Regions from separate parts of the Homo sapiens genome. Here regions 2 and 3 are each linked to region 1. A link is a contact called in ENCODE POLR2A ChIA-PET data. All regions are on one chromosome and are shown on one strand. The core of a region is the stretch at or near the end of the contact, and the rest is flanking DNA. Distances in the headings are between cores, read along the strand shown.

What was found. ChIA-PET counts read pairs that join two places held with the same protein, here RNA polymerase II (POLR2A).
Region 2: POLR2A ChIA-PET joins it to region 1 with 12 read pairs in activated T-cell. The contact joins the enhancer-like site here to the promoter of ACTA2-AS1 in region 1. POLR2A ChIA-PET finds 5 or more read pairs at or near these places in 2 of 52 experiments (T-cell and activated T-cell).
Region 3: POLR2A ChIA-PET joins it to region 1 with 10 read pairs in Panc1. The contact joins the enhancer-like site here to the promoter of ACTA2-AS1 in region 1. POLR2A ChIA-PET finds 5 or more read pairs at or near these places in 2 of 52 experiments (CD4-positive, alpha-beta T cell and Panc1).

What each region holds. Positions count from the first base shown.
Region 1 is chr10:88,930,839-88,934,495 of GRCh38, reverse strand. ACTA2-AS1 (ACTA2 antisense RNA 1) reads right to left here and starts at 1,812. Exons shown (of 5, transcript NR_125373.1): 1 at 1,537-1,812; 2 at 610-855. RefSeq lists an enhancer at 2,122-2,221.
Region 2 is chr10:88,615,092-88,618,711 of GRCh38, reverse strand. It overlaps a transcript of LIPJ not described here and the pseudogene RPL7P34. Among named protein-coding and RNA genes, the nearest start is that of LIPJ, 30 kb to the right of the region's middle. Within about 2 kb of position 1,956, at least 3 of the 41 ENCODE cell types and tissues checked have a DNase peak (open chromatin) inside an H3K27ac peak, as active enhancers do.
Region 3 is chr10:89,276,229-89,280,089 of GRCh38, reverse strand. It overlaps a transcript of LIPA not described here. Among named protein-coding and RNA genes, the nearest start is that of IFIT2, 24 kb to the left of the region's middle. Within about 2 kb of position 1,774, at least 23 of the 41 ENCODE cell types and tissues checked have a DNase peak (open chromatin) inside an H3K27ac peak, as active enhancers do; they include Panc1, where a contact is called at or near this core.

The DNA.
Region 1 (3,657 bases), core at 563-3,062:
TTTCCAAAATGCTGGAATTATAGGCATAAGCCGCTGTGCCTATATATCTTAAAAGTCATATCTTGTATATTAAAAGTCACACACACACATATAGATACATTTCCCATACATATATACATATATATGTGTGTGACTTTTAATATACAAGATATGACTTTTAATGCATATACTATGTATTAAACTTATATACATATATATACACATACATATATACATATAGAAACAGGTGGTCTGACTTTTATGTTTATTGAGGGAAACATGGATTTTTTAAAAAACATTGAGAAACACTGCCTTAAAATCTCACTACACATCTGGACCATCTGTTTCCCTTCTCTTGATCTATCTGTCTTTGAAAAGGATACTATGGATATATTCACGCCAGAAGGAATGAGAGAGAGAACAATACTTTCCAAGGACCATTAGCATCAATCATCAGGTAAGGGTTTTACACATATCATCTCTCAGCTGTTCTTCACAACTATCTGGGGAAGTATTATCAGCGCACTTTATAATTGAGGAGACAGAGATTGCTCTAGAAATGCAATGGGATAGGAGAGCTACCAACTTCCATTTGGCCTGAAAGGCACAAAGATATAAAAAAATACTGACCCTGCTGTTCAGGGTCTTAGCCTCAGAGCACTCCTTGCCCAGGCTGTTCACCATCCTCAGTTGCTCCCAAGCTGAGAGCTGCTTGCCCTCCAGTGCATAGTGTGTGTCGGAAGCCACTGGTTGTCCTGAGGAGTTAAGGTGGCTCTGTCTGTGGCAGCACCTCACTGCAGAGACCTCCAGGCCCAGGACTGAGTGTCTGTTTGGTCTAGAAAACCCGAACTCCCCTAGTCTTCTCTGGCCCTGTAACTTGCAGATAATTAGGATTAATACCACAAATAATAAGAGCTGGGATGTACTGGTGCCTGCCATGACCAGAGCCTGAATCAAGCTCTTTATATTAGGATCCCATTTTCTCCTGCAACAGCCCTGTGAATTTTGCCTGACTTTAAAAAAAAATAGAGATGGGATCTTGCCATGTTGCCCAGGCTGGTCTTGAACTCCTGGGCTCAAACGATCCTCCCACTTTTTGGCCTCCTAAAGTGCTGGGATTACATGCGTGAGGCACAGCACCTGGCCATTACTGCCTTTTTACAGAAGAGTAACTGAGGCTAGCAGCAGCCCAATGTCATGCTGCTGGCAGAAGTATCAGCTTGCTCCTTCTTGTGCTTGGTTTCCAATTCATGTTTTTAGCCATTAGGCCAGCATTTCCCAAAGAATAGGCTACACGGACCAACCTCATCGGAAGCTCATTTTAAATGGGTAGAGCCCTGGGTCACATCTAACACCCGCTGAGCTAGAATCTCTGGAGCTGAAGCTGGAAACCTGAACTTCAATCAGATTTCCCTGGTGATTCTTATGTACATCAAAATTTAAGAACCACTGGAATATGATCGAGGGAAATCTTCCAGCTGCAAATTCATGCTTGCCATGCAGGGGCACCTCATAGCCACTAGATTTAAACTTAAGGATTAGTGTGCAGATACTTGCCACCAGATCACTTTCATAATTGAGGCAGAAATCACCAACCATTGCTGTCATCTCTACAGGGTTTCCTTGGAGTAAAACTGGTCTGTTGCACTGCTGTACTTCATATTTACCACCAGGCGGCATGAGCTCCTAGTAAAGCAACATTCTTGGAACAGCCTCTCAGGCTGAAACAGCCATGCCCAGAGGCAAAAATCAGGCAAACCAGAACCACCCACTGAATACGCATTAGTGAAATTTTAGCTCCTTGTGAGCCACTCAACTGCAGTGCCTAAGCACCCTCCTCCCAGTCATCTATCAGTAATTCATCCCCTGACTCCATGAGATGCCCAGTGACTTAATAAAGGGCTGGGCTTTGCACAGGTGGCTGAGTCCCCTTCATGAGCGTCACACCAATCTCCAGAGGAGACAAAACCAGCAACATACAGGTTTGGCAGCCTTCTGAATCCTCTTCTCTCCTCTAACAATAGCAAACCAGACTCTCAAAGGAGGGGAACATCCTTCTATGACTATAAAATTTTCCTATGACAGGCTTTTGCAACTCTGGAGGACAGCATGGGTTTCTAATGACATTAATTCACATCATGCTGCCATTACTGTGAGCAGATGTGTGGGAAGAGGCATTATTTACTTAAAAATAATCCTCTGTTGTCTTGGGAGGCCGAGGCAGACAGATCACCTGAGGTCAGGAGTTCAAGACCAGCCTGGCCAACATGGTGAAACCCCATCTCTACTAAAAATACATAATTAGCCAAGCGTGGTGGCACGCACCTGTAATCCCAGCTACTCAGGCATCTGAGGCAGGAGAATTGCTTGAAACCCAGGGACAGGGGTTGCAGTGAGCCAAGATCGCATCATTGTACTCCAATCTGGGCAAAAAGGAGTGGAACTCCGCCTCAAAATAATAATAATAATAATAATAATAATAATCCTCTGTTGTTAATGTGGTATCATTTGTGTAGCTAGGAAATTCTCTTTAGAAGAATTTCTAACAGAACAGCTTGGAGAAGAACGTCTGACTGTAGTTAGGGAGGAGGCTGTCTGGACCAACACACACTTGCAGGCAACCAGAAGCCATTGCTGCAGCGCAGCTCAGTTTATTCAGAAAGAGACAGCCAAAAAAAAAAAAAAAAAAGAGAGAGGGAGAGAAAATGGGGCAGCCTGAGATAGGGTTCTTCCTTTTCAGAGTATGAAGTAATGTTTATTCCTGGGAGAGCAGAGTCAACTTAAGTAATGTCTGAAGAGCACTATGAGCTAGGACAGAGAGCAGTGTCAAGGAAATAGAACTAGGCAAGGTTCTGCCTGGATGGAACCTGCAGCCAAGTGAGGAAGATGGGCACTAAATAAGCAGTTGGGTACATTGTCAGGGGTTCAAAAGAAGAATTATATGGGGTACTGGCTTTTATAGCCATGGGCTCTAACTTGAGCCAGGAGCTCAGGAGAGGCTGCCTCCCTGAGAAGATAGTGCTTAAGCAGAAGCTTAAAGGGTAAGAATTGAGTAGACAAAAAAAAGGGCTGGGGGCTAGAAGGGGTTAAGGTTTGGGAAGGGGAAGTAGGACCTGCATGGGATGTGTTCCAAGCAGAGGCCCAGAGATGTAAAAGTGCTGCATACCTGGGAAAAAGAGAACCCCAAAGAACTGGACCACACACACAAGTGTGACCATGACTTCACTACAATTTTCCAAAGTAATATTCATAACATTTTTTCTATGAAAAAATCAGACACCAATTTCAAGCAATGGAAGCAATGTTGCATGAGAAGTATGGCATCTCTGGACCATCTGCTTTTCCTGAGCATTTCACCTTTCAGGTTAAATTATTGCTTTTCCTGAGCATTTCACCTTTCAGGTTAAATTATTCATCTCACATCTGGGAAATGAACATGCAAACATTGCCACCTCTCAGTCTAATTTACTCATGGAGGCTGTAGCTCTCCCAGAATGTCCTCCTTAGAGCAATTTCTAGCCCCTTCTTGGCTAAAGGGAATAAAAATGATTACTATTTGTCTGGGTTTGAAACAATGCTATCCTCAAGGAAAACTGATGATGGAACAGGCTTCCGTATCGTGAGGTTAATGACAGTTTTCCAGAGGCCTAAAATTCAGGGGTCCTTAAGCAGATTTCC
Region 2 (3,620 bases), core at 707-3,206, 320 kb after region 1:
TGGCAACTGCTATATACTGGCAGAACCCAAATTGGCATTTGTCATCAGGGTCAGAGGTATCAATGGTGTGAGTCCAAAAGGTGTTGCAACTCTTTTGCCTTTGCCAGATTTTCAACAGAAACTTTGTTAAGCTCAAGGCCTCAATGAATATGCTGAGGCTTTAGAACCACATATTGCAGGGGGGTACCCGAACCTGAAGTCAGAAAATAAACTAATATATAAGCATGGTTATGGCAAAATCAGTAAGAAGTGAATTGCCTTGACAGATAACACTTTGATTTCTTGATCTCTTGATAAATCTGGTATCATCTGCATGAAGAATCTGATTCATGAGATCTATACAGCTGGAAAATACTTCAAAGAAGCAAATAACTTCTTATGCCCTTCAAGTTATCTTCTCCACAGAATAAAGAAAAAGGCCACCCATTTGTAGGTGAAAATGCCAGCAACAGGGAAGGCTAGATCAATAGGCTTATTAGAAAGATAAAACAAGGTATCTACCATGATTATTGTTGTAATCTCATCAGTTAATAGACAATGACTGCTTTCAAATTGAAAAAAAAATACCAGCTTGAAAAAAATATCCACATGCAGATTGTACATGCAGATTGGGTGATGCTGACCTAATTATTGAGGTTGATCTGGCTTAAGAGGTTTCCAGGCCCGAAAGCATTATGACAAACTCAACTTTTTCTCATATGTGACAACTGAAGCATGAAAAGTGTAAGATCATCTAGGGAGAGTGCTGTTATCTTTGGAGTTAGCAATAGTCCATTGAGCAACATCAAATTTATTCCAAAGTAGCTTTCATTTGATTCAATCTACTAGTAGAGAGAGTAATTTTGTTGCTTAAAAAATTATTTGATATGACTTGGAAACTGCTATGATTTTTAAAGCTGTTCCCATTTCTTCCTTTATCTCCAGCCCCTCACTCCTTTCTGACACTATCTTTAGAGGAGCTTTCTGAAGCTTCCAGAACTTCTTGCAAAGAATGAGGTACCAGATATATGTTCAATAGTACCAACTAGTTCACTCAGGTGAAGGGAAGCTGTGCACTTAGCATCCTTAATTCCTGTTTTCTCTCTGTACAACCATAGCTTTCCCCTTTCTTCATCATTTCCCTCATGTATTCTCTCCTCTTCACTAATGAGCTCTTCTTTTCCTTCCCTCCTCTCTGTCTTCTCCGTTCTTATGTCAGTGACAAAAACTGATATTTCTGGACCATTGCAGAATGAACAAATAATGCAGTCAAAGGAATACATGGAAAGTAGGAGACGTATTCCTGGTATTTACTTTCTTCTTATTTTAAATATCTTTGATATAATAATTATTATGTAGGCAGATTTACTGAGTGGTTCCTCTGAATTTTTAAAGAATTTTTAAAGCTTCATATTTATTGATTTCTCAAATTATCATTGTCTAATCCTATCTCACCTAACTTCAGGTATCTAATCTCTAGCGACTGCCGTAAGTTATTCTGAGACACCTGTTGAAGGCCTCCATGTTTCTTACTCTGTCATGGCTCAGCCGGGCTTTGAATCACTGATCTGTCTTGTCCCGAGAGCATGTTTGGCATCACCAAGATCCCCTCCTTCAGCAGTCTGGTTTTTGTTTGTTTGTTTTGTTTTTAATTTAGCTTAAATTTTAGGTTTCTTCTTTACAAAATCACAAAGCAGAACTCCATGAAGGGAAGAGAGTGGTGGGGCTATGGGATTAGGGGTTAGTAAAGAGGGGGAAGAGAAAGGCCCAGAAAAGAAGCCACTTACACACTGGGGACCAAGCAGAGACTGAGCACCAGCCCAGCAGGGCCTCCATGTCCTGTTTTCACAGAGCTGGGCCAAAAGGCCTCAGAGAAGGGTTTCAGTCCTCTAGAGACTGTAGCCATTTGACAGAGCAGCTGCAGGCTGTGGCTTCTGGCAAAGCCCCAGGAAGCAGGCTTGCCTCCTCTCTTCATCTCCCCTTCTCCAGGCCAGAGAGCAGGCAGCCTCAGCCTGAGGCAGGGGTTGCGGGATACCCATCCAGCAACTTCAGGATGCTGTAGTGCTCCGTCAGAGTCTTCCAGGCCTGGTCTTTATTGGTGGGCGTCCACTTCTTCTGTAGGCGGCCGTAATCCCATGGAAGTCCTCCTTGTCCTCAGTGCCTGCCTGAGGATCCCCCGCCTCAGCTCCTGCTTTGAGGGCCTCAGCAGGTCGGGCCTCTAGGTGCGGTTAAGGGCGCTCGGCGCCAACTGAGCTCGACCTGGCGTTTGCACAGCCTGTTCACCGAGGATCTTATGCTTTGAGCCTGCTTCCTAATGGTCTGAGCTCAGATTCCAGTCGGCCCTGGGGGATCAGCCTCTCCCTGACGCAGGCCAGGGACTTTTATGAGGACCCTGAAGGGCTTGTTCTAACTGCTGAGATAGGTGAAGTGCCTTCAGCCTGGGAGGCTTTCCCCGCGGGGTCACTAACAGGAAAGTCCTCTGCAAGGAAACAGTGTTTTCCCAGGGGAAAACAGGCAAATGGAAATAAAATTCTAGTTTTATTTGTGGCTGGAGATTTGTCTATGTTTTTGTATGCATTAGCTGTTTAATCACTGTCATTATTCTACAAGAGTATTCCATTGTGAGAACACACCAAAACTTATGTATCCATTTTATTGTTTTTGCTTGTTTTTGTTTCTTTTTTGTAGAGATGGGGTCTTGCTATGTTGCCCAAGCTGGTCTCCGATTTATAGCCTCATGCGATCCTCCCACCTTGGCTTCCCAAAGTGTTGGAGTTACAGGCCTGAGCCATGGGGCCAGGCCTCCATTTTATTGTTGATAACATTTGGTTTATTTCCATTTTGGGATATTGTGAATAATGTTGCTCTGAACATTCTGTATATTCCTAGGAATTTAATTGCTAAGTCACATAGTAGATATATGTTTAGCTTTAGTAGATATTTCCAGGCCACTCTCCAAATGATTGTGCCATTTTACAGCAGTGTTTAAGAGTTTTGTTTTTCTGTATGTTGACCAAGTTTGTATTGTCAATCATTTTTCTTTGGGCCATTCTAGTATGTATGTTAGGGTATTTCTTTCTGTTTTTTTTTTTTTTTTTTTTTTTTGAGGTGGAGTCTCACACTGTTGCTGGAGCTGGAGTGCAGTGGCACAATCTTGGCTCACTGCAACCTCTGCCTCACAGGTTCAAGTGATTCCCCTGCCCCACCCTCCCAAAGCAGTGGCACAATCTTGGCTCACTGCAATCTCCACCTCACAGGTTCAAGTGATTCTCCTGCCCCACCCTCCCAAGTAGCTGGGATTACAGGTGCCTGCCACCACGTCTGGCTAATTTTTTGTATTTTTAGTAGAGACAGGGGTCTGTTAGGGTATTTCTATGATCCCTGATGGCTAATGAGGTTGAACATCTTTTTCTGTTTATCAGAGAGATTTGAATTTCTTCTCTTGCAAAGTACCTATTCAAGTCTTTTGCTCATTTCTAAATTTGCTTGTCTGTATTTTTAAAATCAATTTGTAGAAATTCTTTGTATATTACAATCCCTTTGAAGTTCCTGATTTTAATATAATTCAATTTACCAGCCTTTTCCTTTAGGATCATGCTTTGTGTGCTCTGTTTAAGAAATCTTTGCTTACTCTAAGTTCT
Region 3 (3,861 bases), core at 525-3,024, 350 kb before region 1:
CTTATAATCTTGCTATTTTTTTTCAAGGACAACATTTAATAGGCATATTTTAATGTTTAATTAATGTATTTTTGCTGGACATTTAAGTCATTTTCAGATTATCACTATTACAAACAATGTTGAAGTGAATATCACTGTATGTCCGTCTTTGTACAATTGTGTGGGTTTTTCAATACGATGCATTCCGGAAATTAGAATTTCCAGGTCAAAGAAATTGACCAGATGCTTCACACCATGTCTTAAATCCTGGCCCCATTTTTTGTCCAAAATGGTGTTGAGTTGCTATTTAATTCACACTTGGCTACCATTTCCCACTTCCTTACTTAAGTACAGTGTGTATAGGCCAGGTTTAGGCTGGAAAATCCCTCCTTCCACTGTCAATTCTGTTACCCCTCTGGGAGCATGGGAAGGTCACTTTTTGTTTGTGGGTTTATATTTTCCTATTACTTTCTCAGGAAATGAATGAATTTTTCTATCAATTGTTCTCTATCATCCCTTGTGGTTTGGCTCGAAGCCCTGGTCTCCAATCAAGGGTCATGACAGGAACTTGGCTCCTGCCAATACATTTAGAAATCTGGAATCCTTCCATAAATGCAAACCCCTTACACTCCCATCTTTCCCTATATTCTGCCACCTGGTAGAAAGCAAATCCCTGAATGCTTCTCCAAAACTCTCTTCCAACCCTAGGACCACCAAAGGCCTCCCTCACACTCTTCATTTATCTGCTAATTCATTCTCTCTCTCCTTTTCTAGAAAATAGTCCTCTTTGGCTTAACTGGTTGGAAATTACACTCTCAGTAAGCTAAGAGGGAAGGAATAAGAGGATATACCATACTATGGGCAGGGAGGGTGGTGAAAGGCCAGGGTTCATTTCAGCTTTAAAGCACTGGAGCTCCAAATGGACACAAATCATCACATAGAAACTCATGATCAGTGCACTTTAGAATGCTTCTCATCTCCCTTTGGGGGTTATTCTATTTCTATTAATGTAGTCAAGAATGGTGGCTATTTTTCTGGGCCAGATTATTTTGGTACTAACTGGTCTTTCACAGAAGCCATTTTCTCAAGTATGTTCTACATTAGCTACAAGCAATTGTTGGTAAAAACCTGTTACCATTCTGTATGTTTCCATTATATATATGTCTCTGTGTGTGTGTGCATATGAAAGAAGACTATATATTATTTTTATCAAAATATATTTAGACCATGTACATTCTTTTAATTATACTATATATAAAAGTAATTTTATATTACATATTTTAAAATATAAACATATGTAAATAATATTACTATAACACATATGTAAGTAATATATATTTTGTGTTCTTCCATAATTACTTTTTTTAACCTAGACTGAAGATTTTACATTTTTCACAATTCAATTATATTTTATGAGACTTCTTACTTTTCCAAAGCATAAAGAACTATTTGGAGCCTGTCTTTGTAATTTTATATTTTTGGTTAATATTCCAAACTAAGATAACATTGCCAGGTCTTCCAGGTCTGAAGCAAAATAGAGCAGCATTTTAGTTGTGTGGCCCTGGGGAACTTGCTTAACCTCTCTTTCCCTCTGCTTCCTATCACAGATGTTTATTGTAAGGATTAAATCAGCTAAACCAAGAAAAGCCTCAGGGATGGTGCCTGGCAAACTGCACGCTGTTAATACATGTTAGTGGACCCTTCTCCACACCTTCCTGCTACACTAAAGCAGAGAGAATTACCTCCTGAATCATGTTTGCAGAACTTCTGGGCACAGTGACTCAACTCCCAGCTATTCTTGTCATGGATTTTTTCTCTTGGAGCCAATCCAGCCATGGAGATCACTGGTCTTGTGACTTATTTTTTCTCTTTCAGTATGAAATCATTAGAACTGAGAAAATGAAAACATTCCTGTTATTACTTCCTGAGAGAAAGAAACTTAGTAACATGCTTTGGTAGGAATTGTTCTTCTTTTTCCTGCTGTGTCCCTCTTGCTGGTCCCACCAGGGCTCTTGGTCCTGAGCCTGATTTACACCAGGAGCATAATCTGATCAAAAAGAGGGAAACTAAAGAAAAAAGGCAGGATTGTATGAGGGGTTCTCACAATGGCAGTACATAATCCCTTATACCTCGTATTATGTAGACCCCTGTGTTTCCAAGTTACCTTTGTAATTTAGGTAAGTGAGCACGAAACACTTAAAAAAACACAAATGAAAACAAGAGAAAGGAAAGAGTGGGGAGGGGTTTGTTTATTTTTGAAAACAACGACAACAACATAGAGTAAAAGTTACCAGGTAAGTTCAAATATAGTAGTACTTTGTTTTCTTGGAAGATGAATGAAAGAAGTCACCTTACTGCCTCCAATCCAGTCATATCCCTGAACCCAATCATGACCAGCAGAGGTTGTTCTAAATTGTTTCCTCCAATATAGAGATAATTGCCAATAATTTTTCAGTGGTTGTTTTCTGTATTCTCTGTATTTTTTAGGGAAGCTGAACTCAGAAAACATACTTTGTCCATCTAGCCATCCATTTATCTTTATGGATCCATCTTTATTCATTCATTAATTCACTCAGTCAATATATATTGAATTTCAACCATGTGTCAGACACTGTTCCATGCCTCTAATGTTCTGCGTATAATGCAAGTAAAACTAAAGATAGCTAACATTTATTGATCCCTACCGATGTGCCAGTAACCCTCTTAGGTGTTTTACTTAAAATATGTGTTTAACCTCTGAAACAGCTTTATGATATATATTGTGATTATCTGCTTTTTAAATACGAGAAAGCAGACTCAAAAGGATTACATAACTTGTATAAGATCGCACACTTGTAAGTAAAAATGCAGTAATGCAGAAATGCAGTAACGCTATTTCCTCTCGTATTGCAGCCACTCCACTCCCAGCGAACCTTCCTACTGCATGCAGGCTTTATTCTTCCATCACTTTCCTCCTCTGTTTCTAAATGACATTTTCACCCCCATTTCCTGGATACTTCCTTCTTTTAATACACAGTAAGTTTATGTGACTGGGTTTGGCATTCATCTAATAAAAACAGCCATTAGGTATATATTCAATAAACATTTAGTGAAGCCAACTGATGAGCTCTGGGGTGAGTACTAGGGATTCAGCAGTGAATGAGATGGAGGGTCGAGACAGGGCTCTGGGGGCTAGGCTGCCTTCGTTCGACCTCAGACCTGCCACTCGCTAGCTCCTCTAGCCATTATTTAGTATTTCTGTTGCAGTTTCCTCATCTATCAAATGGGAATAATAATGGTAATTATTAATTAATTGATATTCTAATTTTCAATTAAAAATCTAATGGAGTTGTCAGGATTAAATGACTTTATACATGCAAACCACTTAGAATAACACTTTGCAGCCACTAAATATTAAATAACTGGCATATGTTATTATTATTAGATGGATCCTACCCTCAAATGCCTTACAGTTTGGTAGACAGAAAAATAAGTCTCTTCCAACGATACTGTTAAACTAATCAGAAACTTGGTTAAGGTCATTTGATCATCTAAGGCTCTACAACAGTACAGTTTTACAGCTCTTATTTTAAAATGTTCCCCTCTAATCCATAAAGATATCTCAAGATAGGGCAATGCCATTACTTGGTGTATTATAGTTAACCAATACTGTATGTGGAACATAATGTGGTGTGATACTTTTGAATTTGTGTCTATCTGCTGTTAAAGAGCCTGGCTGCTAATTGAGTTTCTGGAAAAAGTTGAGAAATGTCTTAGCTCAGGCTGGTATAACAAAATAACAGAGGCTGTAACTACAATCACACTTGCAAGTAGAAGATCTTTGCTTCAAACCTAGCAGTCTGGCTCTAGAAATCAGGACTTGGATGAGGGTGAAGTGAGTGA